Linked DNA regions of Mus musculus: region 1 is linked to region 2. A link is a loop called in an ENCODE intact Hi-C map of the cell type or tissue named here. Cell type or tissue: heart. All regions are shown on one strand.

Region 1 (8,000 bases), 760 kb before region 2:
TCTTCTTCTTTGTTTGAGATCTGTCTATTTGTCTATCTGTCTGTCTGTCTGTCTGTCTATCTATTTATCTATCTTTTACCTATCATCTATCTTTCATCCATCCATCCATCCATCTATCCATCCACCCATCCTTCCATCTATCTTTCATCTAATTATCTTGTATATATGCGCATGTGTGTGTGTGTGTGTGTGTGTGTGTGCAGTGTGTGCACTTACTGCAGGATCACCAGGATTATAGATATACACTGCCAACCTTAGCGTTACATGAATTCTGGGCATCTCATTAGATCCCCATGCTTGTGTGGCAAGCATTTTACCTACTGAGCTATCTCTAAAGCCCTCTGTTGATCTTGAAGGTGGCCAGCTGAGACGACTGGGGCTCAAGATCAAAGCAGCCTGGATCCCAGGGTCTCACACAGAGGACAAGTGGTCTTGGAGAGTTGCCTGACTCACACTGCAGCTTGTGAGACACAGCGACATGACATCACAGCTAGTGAGATTTGGGGCTGTTTGTTACCACAGCAGGATGCTAGCCTAGCCTGACTAATATAGTCCTTCTTGATAACCTGGTAGAAACCATGGATCTTCTCTCCAGGAAAATGCATAGAACCATTGCATTTGGGCTACTCTCCTGGTCTGTCTGTCTGTCTGTTATCTCTCTCTGTCTCTCTCATCCCTCAGATTCAGGAATCATGCACATTTTATCACTACTCCTGCCACACTCTGTGATTGATTACTGATAGTGTGCTAATCCCCTTGGTCACACTGCCTTGCCCTTGATTCCTTTGCTGGGGGCCTTTGGAGCACCAGTTCTTTACCCCTACCCTAGAATACCTAAACACGTTCAGATGTCCAAAAGAATGAATGCCTCGGTGGGCAGTCCTCCCTCCTCAGAGGTGTGTGGGAATCGAACCACAGTTATCATTACGCATTACTAATGTGCACATGTGCCTGGAACATTTACCCCTGCTCCAATTCCATAAGTTAGACCTCCTGGAGTCTATGGGCTCATTTTATGTCAACTTGACACAAAGTAGAGTCCCTGGAGAGGAATTTTCTCAATTGAAAAAAATGCTCAATAAAATAAGACTATAGGCAAGCCTGTGGCGGGTGTGTGTGTGTTTCTCTCTCTTTCTTTCTTTTTCTCTCTCCCTACTTTCCTTCTTTCCTTCCTCCCTTCCTTCCTGTCTTTCTTTTTTTATTTTTGGTTTTTCAAGACAGGCTTTTCTCTGCAGCCCTGGCTGTTCTGAAACTCTCTCTGTAGACCAGGATGGCCTTGAATTTACCGAGATCTACCCGCCACTGCCTCCAAGTGCTGGGATAAAAGGTGTAGGCCACCAGTGCTCAGCTAGAGGGCATTTTCTTAACTAGTGATTGATGGGAGTGGGCTCAGCCTATTGTGCCTGTGGCTATCCCTGGGTGGGCGGTCCTGGGTCTATGAGAAATCTGACTGAGCAAGCCATGAGAGCAGTCCAGTGAACAGCACCCCTCCATGGCCTCTGAATCAGCTCCTGCCTCCAGGTTCCTGTCCTGGTTGAGTTCCTGCCCTTGCTGCCTTGGATGATGAACCTGTTACGGTGGAACCGTGGATTAAATAAACCCTTTTTCTCCACACGTTGCTTTCAGTCATAGTGTTTCATCATAGCAATAGTAATCCTAACTAAGACACCAAACATCACCCTTTATGTGTTTAGGCTTTGGAATGTAGAGAACATGCATAGCTGTTGTGGCCACTGGTGGGAACAGGCCCTGGGTGTAAGCAATAGGATAGAACAAGACCGTCTTCGGAGCATAGAGTTCATTAGGGTTGGGATACACTCACCGACAAGTGTCTAAACACAGATCAGTGATCCTCATTCTAACATGAGGTCAGAAAACCCCTGAAGGTCTAAGGGAGATCCTCTTGTACCTTGTCAGTAGAGGACTGCACTTGGGGCCAGACCCCTGCCTTTGAACTCTGAGGCCAGTTAGGTGATTCCTTCTTGCCCCACCCTGGTGCCCTGCACAGACACTGACTCCTGCTTCTCACCCTCCTGCCTGGGCTTTGTTCCGGGGATGTCAACTGTCAGGAAAAACAAACTTTGATGATCCAAGGTTCTCTCTCTTGCCTGCCTGAGCCTCTGTATTTGCCTTCAAGTTACTGACCTACAGCTGGGCAAAGAGGGGGTGGGTGGGCACCCAGACCTGGATTCAAATGCTAAGTTGAATCCTTGCCAACTGAGTGAGATTGGGCATGTTGATTCATTTCTGGGTCTCAGTTTCCCCATCTGTGACACTTGTCGATGAGTGTATCCCAACTCTAATGATCTCTATGCTCTGAAGACGGTCTTGCTCTACCCTATTGCTCACATCTGTTCCCCTGGTGGTGGCTACAACAGCTGTGCATGCTCTCTACATTCCAAGCCTTCTTCGGACGTAATCAGCAAATTGGCTACAATGGCCTCACCCTTCCTAGGACCGTATACTCTGGGGCACTCATCTTGGCTGCCTCTCATTTTTTTTTTTTTTTTTACCTTTATCTCCGAGTTTTCCAGATTTTCCTGGTGAGACAGATTTTGTGCAATACTGACATATGCACCTAGTTCCTTCACCAACCTGAGGAGCAGGGGTGTGAGTATTCTTGCCACTGAGGTGTGCAGCAGACCAAGTGACTGATGCCAGGCCTGTTGCAGCCAGTAGAGACGACATTGGAACCCAGACCTGATGTTTCCCATGTTGGGACTCCGTGGACAGAGGCTGCATCTCATCCTTGTGGGCATTTTGGACTGTGCTGCCCTCCAACAGTCTTAGCTAGAAACCTGCAGGTGGGACCCTGTGGCTCTAAGCCCAGGCAGCTCTCTCTGTCTTTCAGTGTGCCTGGTTCATAGCCAGGACTGAGAAGAGCCCTATGCTGCCCATCTTTGTCCTTGTGGGGACTCAGGTGGGGACAGGGCACAGAGCATGTCTGGTTGCTGGCCTCTGGAATTAGCTTCTTGGGTAGCTCAGCGAGCTAAGGAGGGGCAGCCTGGAGCACTGCAGGGGCAGCCTGGAGCACTGCAGGGGCAGCCTGGAGCACTGCAGGGGAAGCCTGGAGCACTGCAGGAGAAGCCTGGAGCACTGCAGGGGCAGCCAGGAGCACTGCGGTGGGTGAGTGAGGGGTCACCTCCCTCCTGCCTCAATCTCTGCTTTCTCCTGCTGCCATCCCTGTTCTCTTTATCTCTGGTAGCATGCCTGCCTTAATCTTGTCCCTCGGTAGCCTTTATCACATCCCTGTCCTTGCTCCTCTATCCTTCTGCGTGCCATAGCACATAGCCTGTGTCTCCCCATGTTTGCCTCCATCTCTGTGTGAGTGGGGTGATGGGCTGTTAGTCTCTCTTCCTGCAGACTGTTCCTCTCTCTAATTTTATCTCCTACAAGCTCTCTCTCATCTCTTCCCCCTCTCTCTTTCAATCTGTGTTCATATTTTCTATTTTTGTCTCCTTTCAGGTATCCCTTGTTTTCCTTGTCTCTTTTTCTCTCCCCTTTCCCTCTCATCTTCCTCTTTACCAGGTGGCTCATTTCCAAACCACCCCAAATCCTTCACCATTTGTGCGTTCTTTCCTTCCATGAAAGAACGTGTGTTTACGTGCATGCATGTGTTCCTGCATATGTGTGTGTGTGTGTGTGTGTGTGTATATGTGTGTGTGTGTACGTGAGAGTACAGACGTGCCTTTGGCTTAGGGTGTGCTGAAACCCATCCCCGTGGCTCTGTCTCCATTTCTCAGTGAATTAATCAATCTTTCTCTTGCTTGCTGTTCCCCTTCCTGGTCTTTGCTGCTGGCACCAACATGGACATCTGGCAACTCAGACTGGGGCCTCTGGTTCCAAAGAAGCATATGCCAGTTTGGGGGCAGCAGGCGGCTCCCAGTTGGATCTCAGGAAGGCACATGCTGCAGACTCAAAGTGGGGGGCTGAGTCACCTTGTCCAGACGCATTGAGAAAAACACTGGAGGCAGCAGTAGGTCAGAAGAACACAAATCCTGGTTTCGGCTTCCTGTGTGACCTTGGCCAAGTTGCTTAACCTCTCTGAACCTGTTTCCTCACTAGTGAGGGAAGGCTGCTCTAAGGATGAAATGAAGCCATTTACTGTGACCAATTTGGGTCACAGTAAATAGAGCGACGAGCCAAGACCCACACTGCCCCCGTGTGGCTGGAGGCAGCCGCAGTTCACTGGGTGAAGAGCCTTTCATAGCAGGGATATATGCAGTGACAACCTTAGTACCGCGAGCAGATTTTGGTCTAGAGCAGTGGTTCTCCACCATCCTGATGTTGCGACACAGTTCCTAGTGTTGTGGTGACACCTCCCCTGACCCATATAATTATTTTGTTGCTACTTCATAACTACAATTTCGCTACTGTTAGGAATTGTAACCTACAGGATAAGAACCATTGGTCTAGAGTTTAAAGTCTTGTGTCAGGTGGTCCTGAGGCTGGTTCTGAGATAATGTGGAACAGATGCAGGTGGGTGTCTTCCCATTCTCTTGACCGTTTGTGGAGAGAAGACACAGGATGGTATGAAGAAATTAAGGGACTGGCAGTGCCACGTCTGGGCCATCTGGGTCCAGAATGGTGGCTCTGTAGTGGCAGGAGGAAGGGCAGGGATCTAAGATAGAGTCAGCTTGTGTCGGTTGGGGCTGAGAAGAGGGAGGCTGGCTTAAGCCAGGCACCTGGAAGTCCCTTCCCAGGTCTCTTCTCTGAAACCTTCAATACTCCCCAGGGCAGGTGGATGAGTCTATTTCAGGGGAGGAATCTGGGGGTGGGGGTTAGGGTGTGGCCAAGGCCTTATGTGGAAGTAGGAGAAGGCAGGTCTGAAGAGAAGACAGGCTAGGTCAACATTGTGTATTTGTCTGTCTGCATGACCCCAGAATGCACATGGGTGTGCGCCCGCGTGCTCACATACACACACACAGACACACAGAGACACACACAGACACACAGAGACACACAGAGTTCCCTGCTGTCTGGATGCTGCCCCACCTACCCACCGAGCATGCTGGCTAGCTTCCAGGTTTCTGCTGTGCCGTGGCCCAGGTTCAGGAGCTAAGGTGGAGTTGCAAGAGAGGAGACAGGGCTTGGGTAGCCGGGGCTCAGCAGGAGCTGCCTGACCTGGATCTGAACCCGAGGTGGTTTCAAGCCAAGGCCTGCTGAATGTTTGACTTTGAAATGTTCCTTCTTCCTTCTCACTGGCTGGTATCTGCTCCCACCCAGGTCACCAACGGTCACCGCACTGAGAGCAAAGAGGTGAGGAGCAGCAGGGCATGCCTCACATACGTGTGAACTTGACACTGTTACCACTGGCAACCAAGGCAATCTCAGAGGCTGCAAGGGAATTGTCTGTGGCCACAAGCTTATCCCACTTCAGAGGAGTCCTGACCTGGGGACCCAGCTTCTTGGGGGGGTGTGTGTGGGGGCTTTTGGTCCCAGGGACTCTAAAATCAACTGTGTGCTTTAATCTGTCAGACAGTGACAATCTGAACACCAGGAAGGAAGCTGGTGGCCTGCACTAAGCTGGACAAAACTCATGGGAAATAAGATAAGGAATTGACATTTGACCTCCCTCCAGGAGGGAGTCCAAACTCCAGAACTTTCTCTGACCTGTAAAGCCTCGGCAGTTCCTTTTGTCACAAGCCATTAATCTTGGTGGCTTTCTTTCTTAGGTCCTGATGTCCTCCCTCAAGCAGCTACAGGTCCCTCCTCATATGTATCTGCTGTTCACAGACCCTCCCTTATGTGGCAGTACTCTGGCCCTATGGTCCTAACTTGATTGGTTCAGCCTGTGGGGACAGCTCTGAGGACCCTCTGGGGACTTCGAGGAAGGGCCAACAGGAGCAAATCTTTCTCTCCTTGCAATCAGGATCTGGTTATCACAGCCCATGAGAGGTACAGGAAACTAGAAATGGGGCCACTCTGAACACTTAGTCTAGTCCTCACTTGGCGGTTCTCAGTTACCTGACTTATGATGGTCAGCTTTGCAGTATTCTCCATATAGGGTGGATGGATCAGGAAGTAATCCCATTGTAAGTCAGAGATCCCCTGTAGTTTCTCTCTCTTTGGCTCCTTGTGGGCAGTACGTGCTATGATCCCCGTGGACTTTGCGCCTGGCACTTAGATGGGAATTGGTGCCTGGGATGGAGACGGGGAGGATTCAGAAACCAAGCATATGGCGGCCACTGTCACTCACCGGCATGCCTTTTCAAGCCGCAAGTTGCAGGATGACAAGGGTTGGGGAGTGGTTGGAGCTTTGGACTTCCTGTCTTTGGCATGCGTGCTTAGGTTTAAGGTTTGAAGCAGGAGAGGACATCGCCACCTGGAGACAGTGACTCGGGTCTCTACGTCTTGCAGAGATACCTGGAAGGGTCTGGGTAGCAAGAGTCTGATGGTACAGGCCTGGGAGGGGGAAGTGGGGGGACATCTGACCAATTCTAGGAACAGCGGAACCAAGGGACAAGGTCCTCCCGAAAACCCTGTCCACAATGGGCTGAGCATCCCATCTCCTGGTTTCTTGCCCACTACCATTTTCCTTTTAGACAATCAGAGAAGAAGGAAGCTGGAGGTAGGAGAGATCTCCCCAGGCTCCATTGGGGCCATCACCAGGGCACCTCTGCCAGCGCTTCTGGACCTCATCAACCAGGTGGCTTGATTAGCCCGGCTAACATTAAGGAGGGCCTGGTGGGCTGTAGACTGTGGTCTCATTGTCAAGCAGTGGTGCAAAGATTAAGTTAAGTTCTTGTCCCTGAGCCCAGGCACAGCCCCCAAGTTTATCCTGTTCATTTAAAATCTCACCTAGAGCTTTGGAGGAAAAGCCGATTTCATTACAGCTTTCCCGTTTTCAAGGAGTCGTGCCCACACACCTGTCGTCTTGTGATTATTTTCTGTCTACAGAGCCTGTGGCTCCCCCAGGTTCCTCCAGCTGCTCCTCCCACTGACTGGGTCCTCAGAGCTGGCCACAGCGTGGCACAAGCTACCTGCATTATTTACTTAACAATAAAGAGCCAGCTTGGGTGACCTGGTGGGAGAGTAAGTGGAGATTTACTGTGAAATGATTAATCATAAAAGCACAGGTCACAACGGCCTCAGACCAGGAGGAGGAAAGGAATGGAGGGAGAAGCTGCAGGCTGTGCGGTCACGAAGGGTTGACTTGTTTGTGTGATCCAAAATGACTATGGCTCCCATCTTTGCCAGGCTTCTGCCGGGAGAAGGCTTCCGGGAAGACCCGGACCAGCTTTTGTCCCTCTTGCTGTGTGACACCATGTACGTCTCTGGTCCAGTTTCCCTGTGTATTTGATGCAGAGACAGGAGAAGTGGCTTCTTGCTTCATACAAGTAGAAAGGGCATCTTGGTACCACCACACTGGGGCATAGACCCAGGAGAGGCTGAGATCTCAGTCTTAGTCTCTTCTCTAAGGCTCGGGTGTCACCCATGAGAACCTGCAGGTAATAGTAATAAAGAGAAGGCGCAAGCAGCCCCAGTAAGGCCCGAACCACAGGTCAGCACGATAAAAAGACTCCACTTGCTCAGCGGTTCCTTCATTCTGGAACTGGTTAACTCTTACAACTGCCCTAGCCTATTGCTATCTCTAAGCACAGAGGGGGATCACCCAGCAGGTGTCCTGCTCCCTCGGGAGCAGAAAGCAGCAAGCTTGCTTGAACAGCGGGGGGGGGGGGGGCTGCTTTCTACCGCTAACCTCGACAGCGAGCTTCATCACTGTATCTACCACTTTGGCAGGGAGGCCTGAAACAGAGCGCCGGCTGCCAGGGTGGGACATGGTGGGAAGTCTTTTAAATTTGTTTTTCCCTTGGGTACTCTGCCTGCACTCCAAATATTGGCCATTTCAGTTTCATTTAGGATTCTCTTTAGTCTGTGGTAATTAATCCCATTAGTAGTTAATAGCCCTTTATATTAAACTTTCCTCAATAAAATTACCATGTGATCTAGTCTTCTGACTATATCCTGATAGATACAGAACTTGTGTGCTGGCCAGG
Region 2 (8,000 bases):
GCTGTAGTGGGGCACACATCCATATCGTGTCACACTAACCCTCACGACATGGTCCCATTTTTCAGAGGAGAAAACTGAATGTCTGCTGGCATATGGTTTGCCCATCACCAGCTGTTTGGTGGCAAGGCCAAGGTTCTACTCAGACCTGTCCAGCTTTTGATGGTCCATGATCCTTAGTAACCACAGACAGGAGATGACCAGCAGCTGCTAGCCCCATCAGGCAGATGAATAGGAAAGAGGGGGTGGGGACGGAGAAACCGAGGCTCAAACCATGACACTGCCCTCCTGAGATGTGAGGATGGAGAAACTGAGGCTCGAACCATAACACTGCCCTCCTGAGATGTGAGGATGGAGAAACTGAGGCTCAAACCATAACACTGCCCTCCTGAGATGTGAGGATGGAGAAACTGAGGCTCAAACCATGACACTACCCTCCTGAGATGTGAGGATGGAGAAACTGAGGCTCAAACCATGACACTACCCTCCTGAGATGTGAGGATGGAGAAACTGAGGCTCAAACCATGACACTGCCCTCCTGAGATGTGTGGCCCGTCAGCCTCTGCTTTCTCATCTTTTACGTGAAGAATGCTAATCTACACACACACACACCAGATGGATGAGAGTTTAAATGGTTCCTGTGTGCCAGACATGTCACCATCCAGTGACAGGTGAGTCTGGAATAAAGGCTAATCAGGTCAGGACTTCCACCAGTACACATGCCTACTCAGAATCTCCTGGCTCTGTCATGACTCTTTCCCTCCCTCTATCTATCCATCTCCTCCTTCATCCCTTCATCTCTCCTCCCATTCACTGTCCCTGTATCCCTATCCATCTCTCCATCACTTCCTCCTTCTTTCAATCCTTCTATTAACCCCGTCGATTGAGGATAGAAAATGGAGGATGGAAAGATGGATGGATATGTGGACCAATGGAATAATAATGTATAGATGGGTGACTGGATGGAGAAAGAGAATCAGTAGGTGTTGACTGGATAGGGGACGAATGGATGGATGGTGGGCAGGAGGATGATGGACGAACAGATGGTAGTTAGATTTGATGGATGGAAAGATAGATGGATGAATGGATGGGGAATTGATGGTGAGTGGGTGGGTGGATGGATGGATGGATAGATAGATAGATAGATAGATAGATAGATAGATAGACAGGTAGATGACAGATAGATGGATAGTGGGTAAATGGTGAATGGTGGATAGGTGGATAAATGATGAGTGAGTGACACATGTGTAAATGAGTAGTTGGTTAGATAGTGGGTAAATGGTGAATGAGTGGGTGGTGTGTAGATAATGGGTGGATAGATGGATTGATGGACAGATGGATGAGTGGACAGACAGACAGACAGACAGACAGACAAATGGATGGTAGGTAGATGGTGAATGAGTGGGTGGTGAGTAGATGATGGGTAGATGGATAGATGGATGGATGGATGGATGGATGGATGGACAGACAGATGGACAGACAGGCAGACAGACAGATGGATGGATGGATTGTGGATAGATTACAGATGGATGAGTAGACAGTGAATGAAGAGATGAATGGTAGATGATGGATGAATAGGCAGATGAATAGACACATGGATGGACAGATAGATGAATAAATGGGTGAGGTGGATGGGTGGATGGATGGGTGGATGGATGGATGGATGGATGGACAGACAAATGGTGGGTAGATGGTGGTACTCAGAGCTGGTTCACAGACCCAGAGATTCCACCACATCCTCACCCACACCCACTCACCAACAGATCTTGACAGGAGGACAAACTCCTCCCATAGGCTAAAGGCCGCCCGCATCTTGGGAGCTGACCTATCCTTTCTGATTGTTCCTCACAGTCACATCCCTGTGCAGTGAGCCTTGTGGCCTCAGCCTACTGTGTCACCAACCCAGAAGATGAAAAGTGGACCCTGCACCCAGAGTGTGGGGTTCCGAGGGGTCCCGGTGGGGACTGCTCGGGCACACTCTGCAGAGAATGAGTACTGAGTCCCAAATCCCATCCTCAAAGGAAGCCGTGGGTGACCTCACCAGAGCAGGACAATAAGCTACCTCCACTGCCCCCAAGCTGCCTCCTGTCAAGCTCTGTCAGCACTCCACCTCCTCACATGCAACCCTTGCCACACCTACAAACTGCTACCACTGTCCCACGTGACAGAGAAGGAAACTGAGGCTCACGGAGGTAAAAGACTTGCCCAGGGCCTTTGGTCATAGACAGAACCAGGATGAATTCGGGTCACTTGTCTTGAGGAAGCACAGACATCTCCAGCGCACCCCCGCCCCAAGCTCTCTTCCCTGTTTCCCACCACCCAGCCCCCGTATACATCACTTTGTGGTCCCTTTAAACCTGAAATGGGCTCGTTTTCCAATTTGCCTCACCCTGAGCAGTAATGTCCATGAAATAAAGCCTTGATGTGCTAATTGCTTATGGGGTTTTTCTCTGATGCCCATTAAAATAAATACATGGCTGGTAAAATAGAAAAATAGGAAATGTTTGCCCATGCCTGACCCAGACTCCTTCTCCTATCCCTGGTGAGCAACCCACCTCCTGGGAGGAGGAAAGAGAAAATAAAAAACTGGGAGGGGTAAGGGACAGAGAAAACTGGGAGGAGGGAATGTGCCTGGGAGGAGGGAGAGCAGAGGAGATGAGGGAGGGGGGAGTACGTGGCAGGTAGGTAGGTTTGCCCTCTCCGGCCCAGCACAGCCCAGGTCAGCCAGGTTCCTCTTTTGCTTGGGAAGGCTCCATCTTTGCTGCTACTCCTGGCTTGGGTCAACTGAGCACAAGCCACATGAATTAAGGCCTCTTGGGGAAATGAGTAAGAATGGCCACAGTGGCCCCTGATAATGGGATGCAGGTACCTCAACACTTCAGCTCCTGGCAGTCAGAGCCCCTATTTGCATCACCCACAGGACAGAGATGGGGTAGAGTGTAGGGGGGGGGGAGACCTACTGTCCCCAGAATCCTGCCTAGAATTAACACAGGAAACCACGTGGAGTAGTCTAATACTGGAAAATGAGAAAATCCTGCAGGGTGGCCACCTCCCTCCTACAGCAGTGCCAGCATACAGGATAAGGAAGGAATGAAGCTATGAACAGTGAGGGGCCTGACTGGACATGGCCAAGCTGGAGCAGGCCCAGGGGCAGAGCCAGCAGGGATGGGACAACCAAACCAGGAAGCTGACAGGCATGGGTTCAAATACGGGAACCGCTACCGTGTTCCATCTCTCCCCACCCCCACCCACCTAGAGCCCCACTGACCCTCCTGTGAGACAGAGACGTCCCACTCAGAGGATCTCAGGAACAAATGAGATTAGCGTTTCCTAGAGCAACGCTCGGCGAGCAGAACAGCTATTCGTCAGTTTATGCCCGCTAATTATATTTATGGAAATGCATCATGAGCAGGCTGTTCTGTGACACTGAACATTATATTTATTTCTGTTGTATATCTGTCTGTGTTTCTATTACATTTATACTGTATATCATTGCACGTGGCTATATAAATCTAGTATATATTTTACTATATACTGTGTATTGTAAACTACTATAAATGGCCATTTATAAGCCACTTCCTGTTACTACTACGGAAGGGCCAGGAAACAAGGCGGGCAGGCGCCTCTGTCTCTCAGTCACACCAGGGACAGTGCTGTCTCACACCAGGACTTGGGGCTGAGATTTGTGATCCTTGAGACACTGCCTCTTGGACACCACCTCACCTCAGCATTTAGGGATAAATGTTAAATTTGCAGTGACGTGGGACAGACCCAGGGACATGGAGACACATCTGGCCTGGACCTGAGACACCTCTTAGAGCTTGGGAGAGATGGGAAGGAGAGGGCTGGATGCCTCTGAGGAGACCTGCGGCCACGGAGAGACTTCAGAAATAGCACTATCCCCTCAGGAACCTTAGGGAGTAAAGAGGTTAGGTGCGACAGGTGCCTTCAGTGTCAGGACAGAACTCAGCTGAAAGAGCTCTCGCTGAAGGGTCCTCCCTGGTCGGACAGCCCCATTCCTGAGCTGATGGCGCCACCTGGTGGCCAGATTCTCCATAGCAGCTCCAGACCCTGCAATCATAGGATCACATTTGTCTAGCTTCTTGCTGTGCAGTTTGGAGTCTGTTGTTTGACCTCTCTGAGCTGGGGGGAGGAGCTGGTGGGGAGAGACAACAGTGCTCACTGCACCCTGCAGGCTGTTTTACTTCTGTTACAGCGTCGTAGGTCTAGTTCCATCCCCAAACCCAAAGTTGATATGTTGGCAAGGATGACCTTGAACTTCAAATCCCCCTGCCTCCACCTCCCAAGTACTAGACTCCCACTCACTTGACATCACACTCGGAATGTATTCAGTGCTAGAGATGGACCCAGGGCTTCCTGTGCAGCTAGGCAAGCCTTTCACCAGCTACACTCTCTCCAGATCCAGGCCCCCGTCCTCTTTTGTGTTAATCTCACAGGCCTCTGGGACAGCCGTGGGACTGGGGTTCTGCGTGCCTCCTGTTTCATTTCAAAAGCTGTGGACCCAGGAGGGAACCATGTAATTAACAAGAGGTGACACACGAAGGAATCCTGCTCAAGGCCTGCCACCCTCCTCCCTGCCAAATCCTGTAACCAATTGCATTATGCAAACAAGACTCGGAAACCTGGTTAGCCTCGTGCTCCGGGGCCGGGAGATCCCACTGTTGCCCAAGGAAAGAAAGACGTTTTTTTTTTTTCTTTTTGCAAAATCCTGATTAGTTTAGTCCTGTGTGTCTATGTGAAATTCAGTTTAAAAAAAATTGTGGGAATAGATAGACCCTGGCTGCCTGGAAGTCGCTTGGGTTCCATGGTTCTGAGATTTGTTTATAGCCTTGGGTTAATCAAATCTGGATTGGAGAGAGGCAGGGAGAGACAAGGGGGGGCTGTTACCAAGACCTGAAGCAAACTTGGGGAGAAGAGAGATAAGTTAGTGCCAGGATTTAGAGCAGGAAAACCCACGAAGCTGATGCTTTACCCATTGGAACACAAGGTGAAAGGGCAGGTTCTAAAAAAACCACACAGGAAATGAACCACACAGGGTCCCCATCCCCACACATCAGGGACATCTGTGGCTTCTGCCCTCCAAGTGCCCTGCCTTGGCATGTGGTGACAGCCTCTCCTCCTCGTGGAACCATTGCCTAGCTCTTCCATCCTAAGACAACTTTTGTCTCTGACCCACACACACACTCACTTCTCCCTACTATACAAATGAACAGAGTCCCAGACCTGGCTGGCCAGCCAGAGCATGGAGTTCCTGATTACAGTGATAGCTCAAGGATAGGCAGAGTGCCCAGTCGGAGTCAACGAAGCCAACCCCTGTGAACTTGGATCTTGAAGGAGTTTCAAACCTACAGAGCCTTTGGCATCTTGGGGAGAGCCCTCCCCACGCAGGAAGTGTCCAATCAGAATGGAGACCAGAGCCAAAGGCAAAGAAAGATGGGGCCCAATAACATCGCTGAACATAGGGCCTTCAGGCATAGACCCCCTCAGATACTTTCTTAGCTAAAATTCTTGTCATCAGCAATCCAGAGCACTGATCATCTGTCCCAACCTCCAGGGCCTGAGATGGACTCCTGAGAAACTGGCCAGCTGCCTCCCCCATCTGCTTCCCAAAGTCTTCTGCTGCAAAAATTCTTCCTCCTGGAGCAGCCTACTGCAAGCACACACACACACATGCACACACACACACACACACACGCACACGCACACGCACACGCACACTCATAAGCACTCCATTTGTTGGGTCTGGGGGCAGTTATGGTCTCACACCAAGCGAAGCTCTTGCCTCATGCCTCTCCTGACCTTTGCTCTCTGGCCCCTCCTGGCACTGGACCTTGTCAGTTTCCCTGACTGTGTGCCCTCTACCCTGCTGTCTGCTTACTGGGGTCCTCACTCCCTGTGAACAACCTGGTCCTCCGGCATGGGGGAGGGGCACGGGGGAACAGCTGCTCTTCAAAGAACAGCCTAGTCCAGCTGTGAACCTGCTCCTAAGAATTAGGGTGACCCTTAAGTCTGCTGAGCCCATCCTGTGTGCTGAGGGGTGATGTGCCTTGTTCCTGCATCAGTGCTGGGTAAACTAGAACTCCCCACTTCTGAACTCACCTGGATGAGTCCCGTACGACCCCAGAATAAGGACATAAATTCTGCCTCCCTGGGGTGGTGGGACAGCTTGTGAGTGGCTTCCCTGCTCTCCCTGCAATCAAAGGTCCAAGCCTAGCCCAGGGGTCTCAATGCTTTCTGCCAACAGCCTTGCCTGGGATCCGGCAGGACAGCGGGTCCAGCTTCAAAGTCACCGTCCTTCCCTAGACGTGGATACTGGATCCCGTCCACCTCCAACTGCATCTCTTGTTTAAGGGAGGCGTACCAAGTCACACTTGTACAAGAGGGACCTGGCAACGTCTCTTGTAGGAAGCCGCCCTCACATTCGCCGTTGCAAGATGGCGCTGACATCCTGTGTTCTAAGTGGTAAACAAATAATCTGCGCATGTGCCAAAGCGAACGCGTGTAAGAGTCTCTCCCTCACCTAAAAGTCCTGACGGCTTCTGACCACCCTCTGGATTAAACCCAAAATTCAAGACCAGTTCAAGGCAACCAGTACACAGTCTCTCAAGCCCCTCCTGGGCCCTGGCTTCCCGCTGGCCCTGTGGAGCTTACTCCAGCCTGCTATCCCACCCCAGGACTTTCCACATGCTTGTCCCTGCCTCTGCTTATTCTTCTCACCTTCCCTGCCTATGTCAATGCTGAGCCCGGATGCCTTCACCATCTCAGCCCCAGGCTTCCCCGGACACGGGAGCCTCCGACCCCTGCCACAGCCTGCTCTCCTCTCCAATCCTGGCTAGCATCTCCACATGGTTCTTTCTCATGCCTGTGGCCCTTCCCCAGCACCGTAAGTGAAAAATATCAGAGGCCACGGGGCATTTTCCATCTTATCCCAAGCACCCAGTGTGCATGCTGCCTTCCGCGTGGCTTCACTAATGTGAAATGCGTGCATGAATGAGCCTGGCAATACGGGAGAGCTGCTTTATGAACCGGGCTCCTCTGCTCTCCTTCCACCAAGCCCCACCCTCTCCCTCAGGTGCCTCAGACCCTGGGTCCTCAAAGGGCTTTGCCTGGCTGCCAAGGCTCTTCAACCCTCTCCTTATAAACCTATATGTGTCCAGCAGGTCCTACCCAAGATTACCCAGCCCTTGCCTCTCTGGAAGCCCTGGGCCTGGGTATCTTGTGAGAGGACGCAGGGCCCCAGCGAATAGCCAAGGATGCTGGAAGGAGATTCACACCCTGGGATCCTAAACCCTCTACCCGTGCCTCCCTGGGAGACACTTCCTGGATACTCAGGGCCTGGTGGCCTCTCTAACGGGCAGTGCCCACGGGTACTTCTCTACTTGTTTGCTTCAGTTTAGGGCTCTTTAAAGGGGCCTTGAGCATCTCTCCATTTCACCGAGGAGGGCCCAAGACCCATAATTGGTCCAGGATCACACAACATTGGCAAAGTGAGGCTCTTCCTTTCGGCTTCATTCTCCCCACAGCTGGCCTGGGTCCGCTACATTTGTTGAATGACTGAGTTGTGGAGACAGCCACTGTCCCAAAAGACTCCATACTCGATTCTCCTTGATACCTGAGCCCTGGGATCAGCAGGGTGGCGCAGCAAGGAACATAGACAAGGCTATCCTAGAGAAACTGCAGCTTCCAAACCCTGCCATCCACTCTCCAGAAGCCCTGAGCACAGGCATCGTGTGAAAAGCCAGAGGGCTCTGCTGGCAAGTCCCCCAACACAAGGGCACTGTGTTTCCCATAAGGAACAGACACTGGGCAAGCCAAAGTGCACATGCAGGGGTAGTCTCCTGGCCCATACGAGAGGCCCCAGAAGTCCAGCCTGTACAGGCCAGTCAGTCACAGAGGCCCAGGGGAGTTGCTGAGGCTGGAGAATGTCCCTCTACGTTGTTGTTAGGCCAGGCTACAGGGCTCGGATTTCCTTTCCACGGCTG

Evidence for each region. Hi-C counts contacts between places; a loop is a spot of excess contacts. Peaks named below come from ENCODE experiments on the same cell type or tissue, not always from the same donor. Only the 100,000 strongest peaks of a DNase experiment are listed, where the experiment ranks them.
Region 1: it touches region 2 in a loop (4-fold over the local background); 2 of 42 quality-filtered maps call a loop at or near these places.

What each region holds. Positions count from the first base shown.
Region 1 is chr4:131,719,770-131,727,769 of GRCm38, reverse strand. No RefSeq gene overlaps it. Among named protein-coding and RNA genes, the nearest start is that of Gm42321, 13 kb to the right of the region's middle. In heart, a CTCF peak has its summit at 4,169 (motif pointing left); a DNase peak (open chromatin) is centred at 5,139; H3K27ac peaks cover 592 bases.
Region 2 is chr4:130,956,330-130,964,329 of GRCm38, reverse strand. No RefSeq gene overlaps it. Among named protein-coding and RNA genes, the nearest start is that of Matn1, 16 kb to the right of the region's middle. In heart, a CTCF peak has its summit at 4,042 (motif pointing left); a DNase peak (open chromatin) is centred at 4,049; H3K27me3 peaks cover 1,318 bases.